Linked DNA regions of Homo sapiens: region 1 is linked to region 2. A link is a loop called in an ENCODE intact Hi-C map of the cell type or tissue named here. Cell type or tissue: mammary epithelial cell. All regions are shown on one strand. Links, peaks and the distances in the headings refer to the core of each region. The heading gives the core; the rest is flanking DNA.

Evidence for each region. Hi-C counts contacts between places; a loop is a spot of excess contacts. Peaks named below come from ENCODE experiments on the same cell type or tissue, not always from the same donor. Only the 100,000 strongest peaks of a DNase experiment are listed, where the experiment ranks them.
Region 1: it touches region 2 in a loop (8-fold over the local background); 23 of 110 quality-filtered maps call a loop at or near these places.

Annotation. Positions count from the first base shown.
Region 1 is chr9:124,613,706-124,621,626 of GRCh38, forward strand. All of the region lies in intron 2 of NR6A1 (nuclear receptor subfamily 6 group A member 1), which reads right to left. Among named protein-coding and RNA genes, the nearest start is that of MIR181A2HG, 41 kb to the right of the region's middle. RefSeq lists an enhancer at 3,944-4,445. In mammary epithelial cell, for the core only: a CTCF peak has its summit at 3,964 (motif pointing right); a DNase peak (open chromatin) is centred at 3,966.
Region 2 is chr9:124,847,109-124,855,029 of GRCh38, forward strand. It overlaps WDR38 (WD repeat domain 38), which reads left to right and starts at 6,352. Exons shown (of 9, transcript NM_001045476.3): 1 at 6,352-6,492; 2 at 7,097-7,217. The coding sequence starts at 6,424. RefSeq lists a silencer at 6,404-6,453. In mammary epithelial cell, for the core only: CTCF peaks have their summits at 5,903 and 6,103 (motif pointing left); DNase peaks (open chromatin) are centred at 5,883 and 6,123; H3K4me3 peaks cover 948 bases.

The sequences.
Region 1 (7,921 bases), core at 2,633-5,132, 240 kb before region 2:
GCTCAAACTTTGCAATCAATAGGGGGATGGCTAATAAATCTGTATAATACAAAGAACATTACTGGCATAAAGAAGTCTATAATATCTTGTTAATGAAAAGAATCAGTTTGATCTCATTTACAAAAACATATATTTAAAAGTATATAAAAGTTTACAGATGGACTTCTGCCACCCTAGCCAAGATGGAGTAATGGGGACCAGATTTGGTCACCTGGCTGGGGCAACTACAGAGCTGGACAAACCATATAAAACAATGATTTTCAGGTACTGGACCTCAGGCGGCCAAAGACAGTGACTCCAGAGAAAGAGGAAACAAATAAGGGAAGTCCTACAAATACCCACCGAAGCCCTGAGTTTCCAGCCTAGAGCACAGGAAGGGAGAACCCAGGTAGAGCTCAACAGTCCCAAGAGTTGAGGATTAGAAGCTGGGAGTCCAGGAGGCAGGGCAGCTGGAGTTCACAAAGAAGAGGGCTAGGAGGGAGAGGGCTATGCAGAGAGAGCACAGCTGAGATCTGCAGAGGGGTCCTCCAAGTCTTCAGCTGAGGACTGATCAGTGCACATATACGAGAAAAATTACCCAAAGCCAGGGAAAAAATCATCCCAAAGGAGTAGAGGGAACAATTCTGGGGCTCCATAGGGCCAAGAATAGTTTCTGTCTCCACCAGCCAGAATGAAAAACTTTCAAAGTTAGAGAATTTATTTCCTGAAAGTCCTAATTAGCATTTATATATCCCCCAACAACTGGCCCTCGGGTATTCTAAGAGCACTGATTCACTTATCAGATTAGCTGTTTGTCCTATTCAATCTATAAATGATAGAATCTAAGACAGGTGGTGATGGCAGGTTTGTGGCATGAGAGATGGATAAGTCAGCAGGAGCCAGAGAGGCAACTCCAACGGGTTGAGAGAATAGATCCTAAAAATATACTCTGCCTTAGGCTCCTCTTGACATAGACAAAAGTCCGCCACTATATGCAAAAATTCCCTTTGTAAATCAGCTTGGCACAAAAATGACTGTAAAGATAATATCATCATAACCCCTCCTCAATGAACTGGCTACCACACTGAAATTTTCTTTTTTTGTTGGTGCTTTTCAAGTCTCTGCAACTCTGCCCAAACAGACCTTCCCATTTACCATGTCCTTCTTCTTTGCAAGAGACACTCAAATGCATTAAAGACAATCCTTGCAAGCCTATTCCTGGAAAAATGGCTCTTCACAATCTTATTTGCCCTTGTGGTCCCAGTGATATAACTGGATTCAAAGCCTGGTATTGCTCTTTTAATGGTGTTTACTCAGTCCTGGTGAGGTTCACTTTTCACACAAATAAGATAGTTGGATTCCACTGAATGTTTCTATTCAGATCAAGTTAATACAAAGTTGGAGAGCTTAGATTCTTTATCATGTAACTTTGAGAATGCTCAGATGAATGCAGCATAAAAAGAAATTGCTGAACTTCCAGGCTAATGCATTAAAAACTGCATAGAATGTAATTCCATCATTACAATGCCCTAATTAGAAAGATAAATTAAGCAAAATGGGTAGGATGCTTTTTACAGTAAGTGTTTCACAACTAGTCATAATGATTTGAAAATCAACACTCAGCAAAATGATAATAGGCCTCTGAGAGGAAACTGGAGTAGGCACATATAGTTGGGGTTCCAGCGTGGGCACCAGGTACAAAACTGAGAAGTAAAATCCTGGTCTCTTAAAGGCCCATATAGCACCTTTAAAATCCTGCATGTGTATATGGTGAATTCTATAGAGGTCAAACACTGGAAACTAGCAAAGGTTATTATAATCAGTAGCAACACAATATTTATTTCAACTATTTCGTAATCCTAATTATCCCAACCTTCCAACTTTCTCCATTCCCCCACAAAGCACCTAACAAATCCTTGTGAAATATAAGGGTTTTTGCCTTTTTTTTTTTCCCAGAATGATACAAAACTTGGTAAGCAGACACTGAGTCACAAGGCTTTTGTCAAAGAGCTGAACAAGAGAAGACTGATTATAGGTTAAAATTTACATGTTCCTGGAATTCAGACAATTAAAATGAGCAGTAGCTAGAATGTTTGGAGCCAGAAAAACTTTGCCACTTAGTACTTGTACAATCTTAGGTTTTATTTATTTATTTATTTATTTATTTTGAGACAGAGTCTCGCTCTGTAGCCCAGGCTGCAGTGCAGTGGCACAATCTCCGCTCACTGCAACCTCCATGACCATGTTGGTCAGGCTGGTCTTGAACTCCTGACCTCAGGTGATCTGCCTGCCTCAGCCTCACAAAGCTGGGATTACAGGCGTGAGTCACCACGCCCAGCTCATTTCTGTTTTAAAACCAAGTTTTATTTGGCCATAAAACTTGTTGGCAGCTCATGAAACAGAAATTTCCTGAGATAGAAAAGAACTAATTGGACAGGCGCAGTGGCTCACATCTGTAATCCCAGCACTTTGGGAGGCCGAGGTGAGCAGATCACCTGAGGCCAGGAGTTCAAGACCAGCCTCGCCAACCAACATGGTGAAACCCCAACTCTACTGAAAATACAAAAATTAGCCAGGCATGGTGGCGCATGCCTGTAATCCCAAGCTACTCCACTGGCTGAAGCAGGAGAATCGCTTGAACTCGGGAAGCGGAGATTGCAGTGAGCCAAGATCGCGCCAATGCACTCCAGCCTGGGCGACAAAGCGGGACTCCATCTCAAAAAAAAAAAAAAAAAAAGAAAAGAACTAGAACTAATCACAATCCCACAACCACATAAACAAAAACATATATATTATAATATACTGAGGGGGTGTCTTTCTAAGCATAACATGAAATCCAGATATCATTAAAGAAATGATGATCAGATCTGCATCTATATAAAGGTCTAACTTCTAAAAGGCAAAGATCCCAAAATATATATACATACTTATACACACACATATATTAGTATTTACAAAACATAAAGAGTTCCTAAAAATCAGTAGGAAAAAGACAAGCAAACCACCCAATGGACAAAGAATATGACCAGGCAAAGATGCCCTAATATGATTAGAATGAGTAACAGTGAAAAGGTCACTAATAAAAACTCAAAAGTAAAGCAACCATTATAAACCATTTCTCATCAGATTGGCAAAAAATTAAAAATAGTGGTATATTTCAGTGGTGAAGTTTTGAAGAAATGGGTATGCTCATACAATGCTGGTGGTTGATGTACAACTTGAAAACAGCTTACAGGATCTACCAACATTTAAACTACACACACCCTGTGACCCAAAAATACCACTTCTCTCCATCTTAGAGAAATACACATGTTCACAAAAATATACGTATAAGGCACATTTATTACAATTTTAAAAAGTCAGAAGAAACCTAAATACTGATCAGTAGAGGAAGAGCCAAGATGGAGAGATGGGTAAGGAGATTAGAAACCAGACTTTTAGACTTCACCCAGTCAATCTGCAAGTCACTCATTCTAGATTTCAGCCAGGCTGCCAATCATTCAGCTAATTCCTCCCTCCCGTTGTTTATTAGCACCACTAACATAAAAGGAAATCACTCCAGCTTTGAGAGCCAATTTTGAAGATTCCCGGGTGGCCCTTATCCTACATAAGGCATTTCTTCAATGGCTGCAATTGGTATATTCTGCCTGGTTTTTGTTTTGTGGTAAATATTTTCATTCTATTTTTGTCTTTTATATAGTCAATTTCAGCAGCTGTAAGCCAGTCAACTGAATGGAAACACAATTAGCTAGCGCAGGGCACCTAGGTGTTATTATTTGGCCACTACAAATAATGCTACAGGGAAAGTTTCTGTACTTGTATCTTTTCTAGTGTCTGATGAGCTATTTTCAAAGGAAAAAGTCTTAGGGCTGGGTTATGAAGTTGGAAACTATAGAAAGCTTTATGAGTGGCTCCCTACAGCTTTGTCAGTTCCCCTAGTGATTGGACCCATCCAAACCGCTGTGGGTGTCCTAGAGTCCACCAGCAGAGGGCAGCATCCCCCAGACCAACAAGGCCTCAGGATGCAGACATTAAGCCTGGGGAGTGAAGAAAAGTGATCAGAAGACAAAGGCAAAATCCACAGAACATGCTAACCAGGGCTTCCAAAATTTGGGAGGTATGGCAGACCCTCGTACCTGCAAGATAACTGGGATTATCCACAACTAGCAACACCTAACACTCAGTGTCCTTGATTCCTTAACTGGCACCAAGATAAAAAAAAGTCACCTCCTCTTAAACAGGTATATATACTGGCCATGCCAAACCTTTATCAACTAGAATCTTGCCAAGCAACAAAGATTACTGAAGCCCAACCCCTGGGGAGACTAAACAGGCGATGCATTATGCTGCTGGCCTCATTTTGGCAGTTTCTGTTGAAAGAAAGAATGGAAAGGGCAAACCTACATATCCATCACAAATGTCTGGTTTCTCATTCCCTTTACTTGGCTTCATTTTAAACTGAGCTGGGGGCAAGGGAAGGATACTGTAAGCAGCAATGAGTTGAAAGGTAACCATGGCCAGGTACGGTGGCTCACACTTGTTATCCCAGCACTTTGGGAGGCTGAGGTAGGCGGATCACTTGAGGACAAAAGTTCGAGACCACCCTGGACAACATAATGAAACCCCATCTCTACTAAAAATGCAAAAAATTAGATGGGCGTGGTGGCATGTGCCTGTAATCCCAGCTACTCAGGAGGCTGCGGCAGGAGAATCACTTGAACCCGGGAGGCGGAGGTTGCATTGAGCCGAGATTGCACCACTGCACTCCAGCCTGGGCAACAGAGTGAGACTCTATCTCAAAAAATAAAAAAAATAGAATAAAGGAAAAAGAAAGGTAACCACGAGCCCAGAGCAGTTAGGTTACAGGTCAAAGAAAACAGAAATCACTATGGTTGAAATGTCTCCAACAGTGTTCACTTTAGATCATTAACCAAGTGAGTCATCCTAAATTAATCTGAACTAAAGTTTGGGCCACTCGATATTTCAGCTCTTGAAGGTCTAGGGAAATACCACATCCTTACCTATCAAGAGGCGAGACACAACAACTATTATTTGCCATTTGTTCACTGCCACTGATATGCTAACTTCTCCCTGGAACATTTATATGATCTGTATCACAGCCCACACTACAGTCATAATAAATAATACAGCATTGGTGAGAATAGGAAAGCAGGCTCTCTTACACCCTGATTGCAGAGTTGAGGTGGTAGGAGAGTAGGGGTGGGAGCAGTATTTACCACCATTTGGGGGAGGACGAATTTAGCAGCACCAAGATTCAAATGGATAAACTCTTTCACCTAGAAATTCCACTTCCAGGGTTTTACGCTACAAAAGTAATGCCATAAGTAAGCAAAGTATTATACAAGGATATTCACTGCAGCCCTATTCATAATAGAGAACAAATAAAAACAATCTAATTCCCACCAACAAAAGATGAATGAAATAAATCCTGGCATATCTATTAACGCAACCATTCGTTAAAACAATGAGACAGATCCATGAATCATATCATGGAACAATCTCTAACACAAATTAAGTGAAATAAAACAAGCTACACAATTAAGTATGTAATTTTAATTAAAAAAAAAATTTTTTTTGAGACAGGGTCTCCCTCTGTCGCCCAGGCTGGAGTGCAGTGGCGCAATCTTGGCTCAATGCAACCTCCGCCTCCTGGGCTAAAGTGATCCTCCTGCCTTGGCCTACCAAGTAGTTGGGACTACAAGCGCCTGCCACCACACCTGACTAATTTTTGTATCTCTGTAGAGATAGTGTTTCACCACGTTTCCCAGGCTGGTCTGAAACTCCTGAGCTCAAGCAATCTGCCTGCCTTGGCCTCCCAAAGCGCTGGGGTTACAGGCATGAGCCACCATACCTGGACTATAATTTTTACTTTTTTTAAAAAAACTGCATGTTTGGAAAGTCTAGAACCAGAGTATACATCAGACTGCCCAGGTTTCAGTTTTGGCCTGCTGCTTACTAGAAGTGTGACTTTACACTTCATCCTCAAACTTCAGTTTCCTTATCTGTAAAATAGGGAGGGGGGCACATATTGCCTTCAAAGGATTATGATGAAAATTCAATTCATTTATTTTATTGGCTGGCTGAGGTGGCTCACGCCTGTAATCCCAGCACTTTGGGAGGCCGAGGCAGGTGGATCACCTGAGGCCAGGAGTTCGAGACCAGCCTGACCAATATGGTGAAACCCCGTCTCTACTAAAAATACAAAATTAGCCAAGCATGGTGGTGCATGCCTGTAATCCCAGCTACTTGGGAGGCTGAGGCAGAAGAATCGTTTGAACTTGGGAGGCAGAGGTTGCAGTGAGCCAAGATTGCGCCATTGCACTCCAGCCTGGGCAACAAGAGCGAAACTTCATCTCCAAAAAAAAGAAAATTCAATTAATTTGTTTTATTGTTTTATATACATATATAAATATAACTGATTACACACAAATAAGGTAGCACAATATAAATGAATATATATAAATAAGGTACCTGCCATATAGCAAATGCTCAGAAGATATAGAAGATGATAATGATTATTATTAACATCACTACCTCTGAGAAGTTGAATTAAGGAGGTAACTTTGATTTACCAAGTTTTATACTTCCGTAAATAAATAATTTTTCAGAATAGGCATGAAGTACTTTTATAATTAAAAGATATACCCTTATTCCCAAGAGAAATGAAAACATATGTCCAAAGACTTGCATGTGAATGTTCATAGTAGCATTATTCACAAATGCTCATCAACTGGTGAATGGATAGATAAAATGTATGGCATATCCATACACTGGAATATATTCAGCACAAAAAGGAACTGACTACTCAAGTGCTATGGCACGGACAAACTTCAAAACCACCATGCTACGTGAAAGCAGCAAGACACAGATAATACATATGGTATAATTCAATTTATATGACATGTCCAGAAAAGACAAATCTATAGAGACAGTAGGATTAAGGATTGCTGGGTTTAACAGTAAAAGGGCAGAAAGGTCCTTATTAAGATGATGAAAATGTTCTAAAACTGATTTGTGGTAATGGTTGCAAAACTTGGTAAATATACCAAACATCGCTCAACTGTACAGAGTAAATTATGATATGTGAAACATGTCTCATTGTTTAAAAAAAAAAAAAAGGTTTAAAAAGATACATCCTTACAAAACCATGCCTATTTTACACTTATATAATGCTCTGCCCTTGGGAGGGGCTTTAACTTGCATTTCTCTATTTCATCCTCCTAACTATCATGTGAGGCAGACAGAGTAGGGACCATGCTCTTTGGAGAAAAAAGAAAAATGATGTTCAGATTAGGCCACAGCTACTGCTAGCAAATAAAGCACCCAGAGCCCAGATCGAAACACAACTAACTCAATAGATACAGTGGTAAAAATGTACCAAGACTTCAAGATTCCAGGAGTAATAACCAAACAGTGATCACAAGTACAGTGATGACCAGGGGCTTTGCCTGCAAAGTATACTCCTTTTTAAAATTCTTTAACTTTTTGAATAAATGTGCACTTAAGAAATCTGACATAAAACATGCTTTTTGTTCCTTACACAGTCTGGCTAAAAGTCACATCATTATGGATATGCATAGATTCCCTGACACAAGAAGAAACTTCCTTTTCAGTAGCTCAAAAAATGCTTAGCATACATTGGGGATTCAAGAAATGCTTATTAGGCTGGAAGTGGTGGCTCACACCTATAATCCCAGCACTTTGGGAGGCCGAGATGGATCACTTAAGTCCTTGAGTTTGAGACTAGCCTAGGAAACACAGTGAGACCCAATATCTTTAAAAAAAAAAAAAAAGAATGAGTGGGGTGTGGTGGTGGTGCAAGCCTGCAGTCCCAGTAACTTAGGAGGATACGGTGGGAGTATCACTTCAGCCAAGGAGGTTGAAGTTGCAGTGAGCTGTGACCATACCACTGCACTGGAGC
Region 2 (7,921 bases), core at 4,625-7,124:
CCCAGCTACTCAAGAAGTCTGGGCGGGAGGATCACTTGAACCCGGGAGGTCAAGGCTTTAGTGAGCAGTGATTGCGCCACTTCACTCCAGCCTGGGCAACAAAGCGAGATCCTGTCACAAAACAAAACAAAAAAGCATAGTTACCTTACTGTGCTATCTGACACTAGAACTTACTCCTTCTATCTATTTTTTTTTTTTTTTGAGACCGGGTCTCACTCTGTCACCCAGGCTGGGGTGCAGTAGCATGATCTTGGCTCACTGCAACCTCCACCTCCTGGGTTCAAGTGATTCTCGTGCCTGAGCCTCCCTGCTAGCTGGGATTACAGGTGCCTGCCACCACGCCTGGCTAATTTTTGTAGTTTTAGTAGAGATGGGGTTTCAGCATGTTGGCCAGGCTGGTCTCAAACTCCTGACCTCAGGTGATCCATCCACTTTGGCCTCCCAAAGTGCTGGGATTACAGGTGTGAGCCACCACACCCGGCCTATCTAAGTGTATTTTTGTACCCATTATCCAACCTCTCTTCATCCTCCCCTCTCCCCTACTTCCCCACATCCTCACCAGCATCTTTTATTTTCTTTTGTGGGGTTTTTTGTTTGTTTTTTGTTTGTTTGTTTGTTTGAGACCGGGTCTCACTCTGGTCACCCAAGCTGGAGTGCAGTGGCATGATCACAGCTCACTGCAGCCTGGCCCTCCTGGGCTCAGGTGATCCTCGCACTCAGGCTCCCGAGTAGCTGGGATCACATGTGCACACCATCACATCCGGCCAATTTTTTGTATTTTTAGTAGAGACTGGTTTTCACCATGCTGCCCAGGCTGGTCTTGAACTCTTGGGCTCAAGCAATCCACCTGCCTCAGCCTCCTAAAGTGCTGGGATAGCAGGGGTGAGCCACCTTGCCTGGCCCTATTTTCTGTCTTTTTGATAAAAACCATTTTAACTGGGGTGAGATGATATCTCATTGTGGTTTTGATTTGCATTTTCCCAGTGATTAGTGACATTAAGCGTTTTTTTTGTTTGTTTTTCGTTTTTGGGTTTTTTTTTTTTTCTGAGACGGAGTCTCGCTTTCTCGCCAGGCTGGAGTGCAGTGGTGTGATCTCAGCTCACTGCAACCTCTGACTTCTGGGTTCAAGCGATTCTCCTGCCTCAGCTTCCCAAGTAGCTGGGACTATAGATGCATGCCACTATGCCTGGCTATATATTTTTTTGCATTTTTTAGTATAAATTTTTGCAGTTTTAGTAGAAATGGAGTTTCACCATGTTGGCCAGGCTGGTCTCGAACTCCTGACCTCAAGTGATCTGCCTGCCTCAGCCTCCCAAAGTGCTGGGATTACAGCTGTGAGCCACCGTGCCTGGCCAGGGAGCCTTTCTTGGTATCTTTGGGGCTACAGTAAAAAATGGTGGACTCATGAGATGATAACGCTTTCATGATAGCCCAGCTAACCATGCACAGGTGCCGTTCCAAGCACTTTACATACATTAATCCTCAAAGCCAACCTCATGCAGCAGGTACTAATTATTATCCTGATTTTAGAGGTGAGGAAAAGGAGGCACGGAAGCATTAAGTAACTGGCCCGAGGTCACAGGTGGTAGGTGACGGAGTCAGATCAGGGTGCAGCTGCCTGGCTTCTGAGGCTACACAGGTGACAGCTGGTTTTAAGCTGAACTAGAGCTTCCTGATTGATTCACAGACCAGGGTGGAGGTGGGGGAAGAATCCCAGGTCTTAATCTGGACAGCCCTCCCCTCACCGAGAAGTGGGTACCTGACCCCAGCTGGGTCAATCACGAGCTCTCTGAGGATCCTGATTTGCTGGGCTGCTCCCGGGATGAGTGAGTAGCACTGCTTCCTGCCCTTCCCTGGTGTGACAGTGTTGCTGTCTTTCCAATCCGTCATCCCAGAGCTTCTTGGTCCCTTTTGGCCATCCATGGTTTCTGTTGTTTGCAACCAGAGAACCCTGCTTGAGGTAGAATCTACATTACCACCAGGGTGCGGTGGCTCACGCCTGTAATCCCAGCACTTTGGGAGGCTGAGGTGGGTGGATCACCTGATGTCTGGAGTTTGAGACCAGCCTGGCCAACATGGTGAAACCCCATCTCTACTAAAAGTACAAAAATTAGCCAGGTGTGGTGGTGGGTGCCTGTAATCCCAGCTACTTGGGAGGCTGAGGCAGGAGAATCTCTTGAACCCAGGGGGCGGAGGTTGCAGTGAGCCGAGATTGCACCATTGCACTCCAACTTGGGCAACAAGAGCAAAACTCTGTCTCAAAAAAAAAAAAAAAAAAGAATCTAAATTACTTTCCTCCCCACCCGGACCTTTCCTAAGGGACTGTACCCTCCCTGACCCCATGGTTAGCCCATGACTCTGATGGATGGAGGCAAAAAAGATAATCACTGGAGGTCTCTAGTGATAGACCAAAGGGCTCTGTTTTTTGTTTGTTTGTTTGCTTTTGAGATGGAATTTCGCTCTCATCATCCAGGCTGGAGTGCAGTGGCGCCATCTCAGCTCACTGCAACCTCTGCCTCCCAGGTTCAAGCAATTCTCCTGCCTCAGCCTCCCGAGTAGCTGGGATGACAGGCACATGCCACCATGCCCGGCTAAGTTTTGTATTTTTAGTACAGACAGGGTTTCACCATGTTGGCCAGGCTGGTCTCGAACTCCTGACCTCAGGTGATGTACCCGCCTCGGCCTCCCAAAGTTCTGGGATTACAGGCGTGAGCCACCACGCTCGGCCGTGGCTCTGTTCTTACCCCTGTCATGTTGATCATTTCCCCAATCTGGACCAGAACACAGGCCCGCTCATAAAATTTGCAGCTGCCACAGCAGCAGAATTAATGCTTTGTGCAATAGAAGTGGGACTTTTAAAATGCTTTCAAGACTAGACGGCTGGATGGGGGCCAAGAAGATGACCTTTAACCAGCATAATGTAAGGTCTTGCGTGCGTTTCCGAAGAACTCATTGTGTGAGTACCAGACAGGGGAGGGAGGGCTGGCTGGACAGCAGTTCATGGGAAAAAGCTCTCGTGCATTTGCAGTGAATAACATAGCTCTTGGAAACATAAATGCCTCTAGTAATGCAGACTGCATTACTAGAGATGGAGTGTCTAGGAAACTGGAGATGACAGTACCTTTCAGCTTGGTGGTTGTCAGTCCAAACAGTGAGCATGGTTCTAGTTCTGGTCCACACACTTTTTAAGAGGGATAATGACAGGCCAGGTGCGGTGGCTCACGCCTGTAATCCCAGCACTTTGGGAGGCCAAGGCAGGCGGATCACGTGTCCGGCTAAATTTTGTATTTTTAGTAGACAGGGTTTCACCATGTTGGCCAGGCTGGTCTCGAACTCCTGACCTCGTGATCTGCCTGCCTCGGCCTCCCAAAGTGCTGGGATTACAGGGGTGAGCCACTGCATCTGGCTGGGAACAGGTATGTTTTAAAACCTGGAGGGCAGGCACGGCGCGGTGGCTCATGCCTATAATCCCAGCACTTTGGGAGGCCGAGGTGGGTGGATCACGAGGTCAGGAGTTTGAGACCAGCCTGGCCAACATGGTGAAACCCCATCTCTACTAAAAATACAAAAATTAGCTGGGCATGGTGGCAGGTGCCTGTAATCCCAGCTACTCGGGAGGCTGAGGCAGGAGAATTGCCTAAACCCAGGAAGCAGAGGTTGCAGTGAGCCCAGATCGCGCCACTGCACTCCAGCCAGCCCGGGAGACAGAGACTCCATCTTAGAAAAAAAAAAAACCTAGAGGGCAGGAGGAGCAGCTCAGGTATTGGAGCTGGGAGCTGGAACCTCGAAGAAACCAGGGCAATTAGGCTCTCCAACTCCCTCTCCTACTTCCTCTCTTGCCACAAAACAACATTCTCTGCTTCTTGGGGCACCGGTCAGGAAATGCTGGCTCCCCACTAAACTGTTCCAGACTTGGGGTAGGACTGCAGGTAGGGTATAAGAAATGGGGCAGGGCAAGGAAGCCAGGAAGAGTAAGGACAGGCAGGCAGGGGCCAGACAGGCGGGGCCGATTCTTTAAGAACAATTCAACAGATACCTGGGGCCCCTGCCCAGCTTAGAGCTGGAATGTGGCTCCTCAAAACCCCAAGGGTCCTGCCTTTTCTAGTCCCTCCCTTCCTCTCCTGAGAGTTGACCACTCTGGAGATTTGGGGGTTTTGCTTGCTTTTCTTATCCAAATAAATAGAGGGTTCTTTTTTGCCTGCCTTGATTGTTTTCTTTCTTTCTTTCTTTTTTTTTGCTGAACAGATGTTTGTGAGGTTTGTTGTCGTTGTTGTTTTGTTTTTAGTAGAGATGGGGTTTCACCATCTTGCCCAAGCTGGTCTTGAACTCCTGGCCTCAAATGATCTGCCTGCTTTGGTCTCCCAAAGAGCTAGGATTGCTGGCATGAAACACCATGCCTGGCCCTGTGGGGTGTTTTAAGGTTGACATGCGTAGCTGAGGAGAGGCAAGGCTGGTCCAGGACCTCCAGTCCCCTTCAGGGAATGGAGTGACAGTGAGAAAAGCCAGCGCGGCATCCATCCTGGACATCTTGGTAGAGCCCTCTCCCTGGACAGCCTGGCCAAATACAGGAGAGAAGGCGGCAGGCTCCCTGAGGAGAAGGAAGAGATAGTCAGTGGTGGAAAACTGGCAGAAACTTCTCCACCACTTCATCCGCGGAGATGATCCTCCGGACCCTGGCATTCACGTTGGTGGTTCCACCTACAGATGCCTGAGCCAAGCCCACGGGTTTCGACCCCAGCTCCACCCCTTCGGCCAAGCAGTCACTGGGCCTGGTGGACAAGGTCTACCCTGAGGGTTCTGGGAGTGAAGGGCTGGGCTGGGGAAGGTGGCTCTGGGCCCTCTGGATAGAGCAGGAGCAACCAAGTGGCTAGACAATGTGCCCAGGGCCGGGGCATGGGTTGGGGGGGTGCCTGAGCAGGAGAGCCAGAGGGCCAGGGAATAGTAGCTCTGGGGAGCTGTGTCTGGGAGCCACATCTGGGTGTGGGGGGACAGCTTTATAGGCCCAGCTCAGAAGGGTCCCACAGTGACCTAGGCCCTCTGGGATCTGGGATGGAGTGGGACTGCCTCAAAGCTGTCATTGTCGCTCCCTCACCCGCCTGACTGTCTGGGACTTAAAATAGCAGGAGCACAGCGGATCTCCTGAGAAGTTTCTGGCAAAGAGGTTTAGGGGGGGAGGGTGTGAGTCGCCGCTGGGAACTCTTGAGTTTGAAGCTCCCAAAGCCCAGCTGCTCCACCCCTGCCCCCAGGGAGCCTAGAATCCATGGGCGGGGCAGGTGGGGGGTCCTCTGTTCCCTCCCTGTCCTGCTGTGGGAGTGGGGAGACTGGGTCCTGCCCCAGCTCTGCCATGGAAGCACCGGCTAGATGGCTGGGCCAAGTCCTGCCCCCTTCGGACCTCAGTTTCCCAGATGTACCAGGAGTTGCGGACCTCAACATCTGCTGAGAGGTCCCTGGAGTTCATGGCAGGTGGTCCCAGTACAGACACCCAGAGTCAGACAGCCATGGGCTGAAATCCCAGTTCCACTCCTACTGGCTGAGTGGCTCTGAGCAAGTCCTCCCAGCTCTCCGGGTGAGTTTCTTCACCTGTAAATTAACAATGAAACCAAGTCCTGCTCGTTCCAAGCTTCAGATTGCGCTATCCGGTAAGGATCCTGGCAGCTCCTGGGCAACTGCCCCCCAGCCCCAGCCTCCACCCCATCCTCAGATGGCACATTTTGTGCTGCCAGGAATGTTAACAGCAACGTGACCCCACTTTTAATGCCATGTACTTTACACACACTACCTCTGGCTTCCACGCCCTGGAGGACAGAGCTGGCTACTGTCCCCAGCGCTCTCCTGGGACATCCTTAACCTCAGTACTGGCCACTCCTGGACGGAAGGGGTATTGGCTCCTGAGGGGGCCCTCTTGGGCATCTACCGTGTGCCAGGCCCTGTGCTTGGCTCACCCCTGGAGTCCTGTGGGGCAGGGCTGATGCTCCCGGTTGTGCAGATGGGGAGACAGGCTCGTTGCTCCCCTGTATCAAAGAGGTGCAGGGACCCCTTGCAGTTCGCAGTCCGCAGGGCGCGGGGCCGGGCTCTGGGCCGCGCGGTGCGTGTGGCTGGCGCGCCCTCTAGTGGCCGCTCTGCCTGCCGTGTTGCCCCGCGCGAGAGCTGCCCTAGAGTGGACGCGCAGCCGCTGGCGCGGGAAGTCCCTTCTCCCAGCCCGCCGCGGTCCCGCCTGCTGCGGCTCCACCTCCGCCGAACTGCAAGCGGTCTGGCCTGCCTGTCAGTCCTCGTGGCTTCGCAGGGACCCCACCATGGCCGCACGCCCCGCCCCGATTACCATGGAGACCGCCTGTACACAGTTTCCTCTTTCCTCTGCCCAGTCCTGGGGTCCCGCGGCCGCCTAGGAGGGAGCCCGCCGGGGCGGGGCGGGGCCGGGTGCCCATGAACAGCGGGGTCCCGGCCACGCTGGCCGTGCGGAGAGTGAAATTCTTCGGCCAGCACGGCGGGGAGGTGAGGTCCAGCGGGCTCTGCCCAGACTCCCGGCTTTGGATGCAGAGTGGTTCCTGGTTCTGTGTAGTGGGGGTTCCAGAATGTTCTCTGGGCAGTGGCTCAGGACATTGAGTCCAGAGTAGACTTTGCTAACCCAAGAAGGATCGAAGTAGGTTCTCAGCTCCAGTGCCGGGCCCCAGCTCCAGAGCAGCTCTAGGTTCTAAGCTCTGCCTGTAAAAAGAGCCCCGGGCTCTGGGCTCTGCCTCGAGAGGGGCACAAAGCTCCCTGCTGACTCTGGTGTTTTCTGGGGCCCTGGCTCTAAAGTGAACTCAGAACTTAGAGTAGATTCTGGACTCTCCGTTGTCAGCTGCGGCTCTGGAATGGGCTCTTAGCTCTGGGGTTCCAGGCTCTGGTTCCAGAGAAGGCTCTTGCCTCCAACTGCAGGCTCTGGCTTTACGGGACTCGAGAGAGGGCCCAGTGGGTCCCGGGTTCTGGGCTCTGGTGGTGGAGTGAGGCTTGAAGTCAAGCTCCAACCCCAGGCTCTTGGGGGGCAGTGTTTAGGGGTCAGAGATGAGCGGACAGGGGTTTCTTCCCCAGAATGGGACCGCTTTTGTGCTGTTTCTAGGTCAACTCTTCTGCCTTCTCCCCTGATGGCCAGATGCTGCTCACAGGCTCAGAAGATGGCTGCGTGTATGGCTGGGAGACCCGGAGTGGGCAGCTGCTGTGGAGGCTGGGTGGCCACACAGGTGGGGCTCCCACACCTGGCCGGGAAGACCGAGGCACAAGGGTCTGGCATGCTGCAGAGCTGACTGCAGTGACCTCCGATGAGCTGGGCACGGGTGCAAGGCAGGGCTGGGCAGGTTGGGAGATGGGACGAGATATCTGGGTGCTGGGGCTTAGACTCTAACAGGCCTGGACTCAGCCTTCTTTAAAAACACACACACACACACACATACATACAAAAACAACTGTAATGTAACACAGTAATACTTACTGTTGCATCCTTTTTTGTGTGTGACAGAGTCGCTCTCTGTCACCCAGGCTGGACAACCTCGGCTCACTGCAACCCCCGCCTCCTGGGTTCAAGCAATTCTCTGCCTCAGCCTCTCGAGTAGCTGGAATTATAGACACCTGCTACCACACCCAGCTAATTTTTTTGTATCTTTAGTAGAGACGGGGTTTCACCATCTTGGCCAGGCTGGTCTTGAACTCCTGACCTCGTGATCCACCCACCTCGGCCTCCCAAAGTGCTGGGATTAAAGGCGTGAGCCACTGCACCGGCTTTGTTGTGTCCATTTTTAAGTGTACAGTTCAGAGAATCCAGTACCTTCACATTGTCGTGACACCAATCTCCAGAGCTCTTCCTCTTGCAGAACTGAACCTCTGTCCCCACTAAACAAGTCCCCAATCTCCCTCCTCCCAGCCCCTGACAACCACTGTTTTTCTTTTT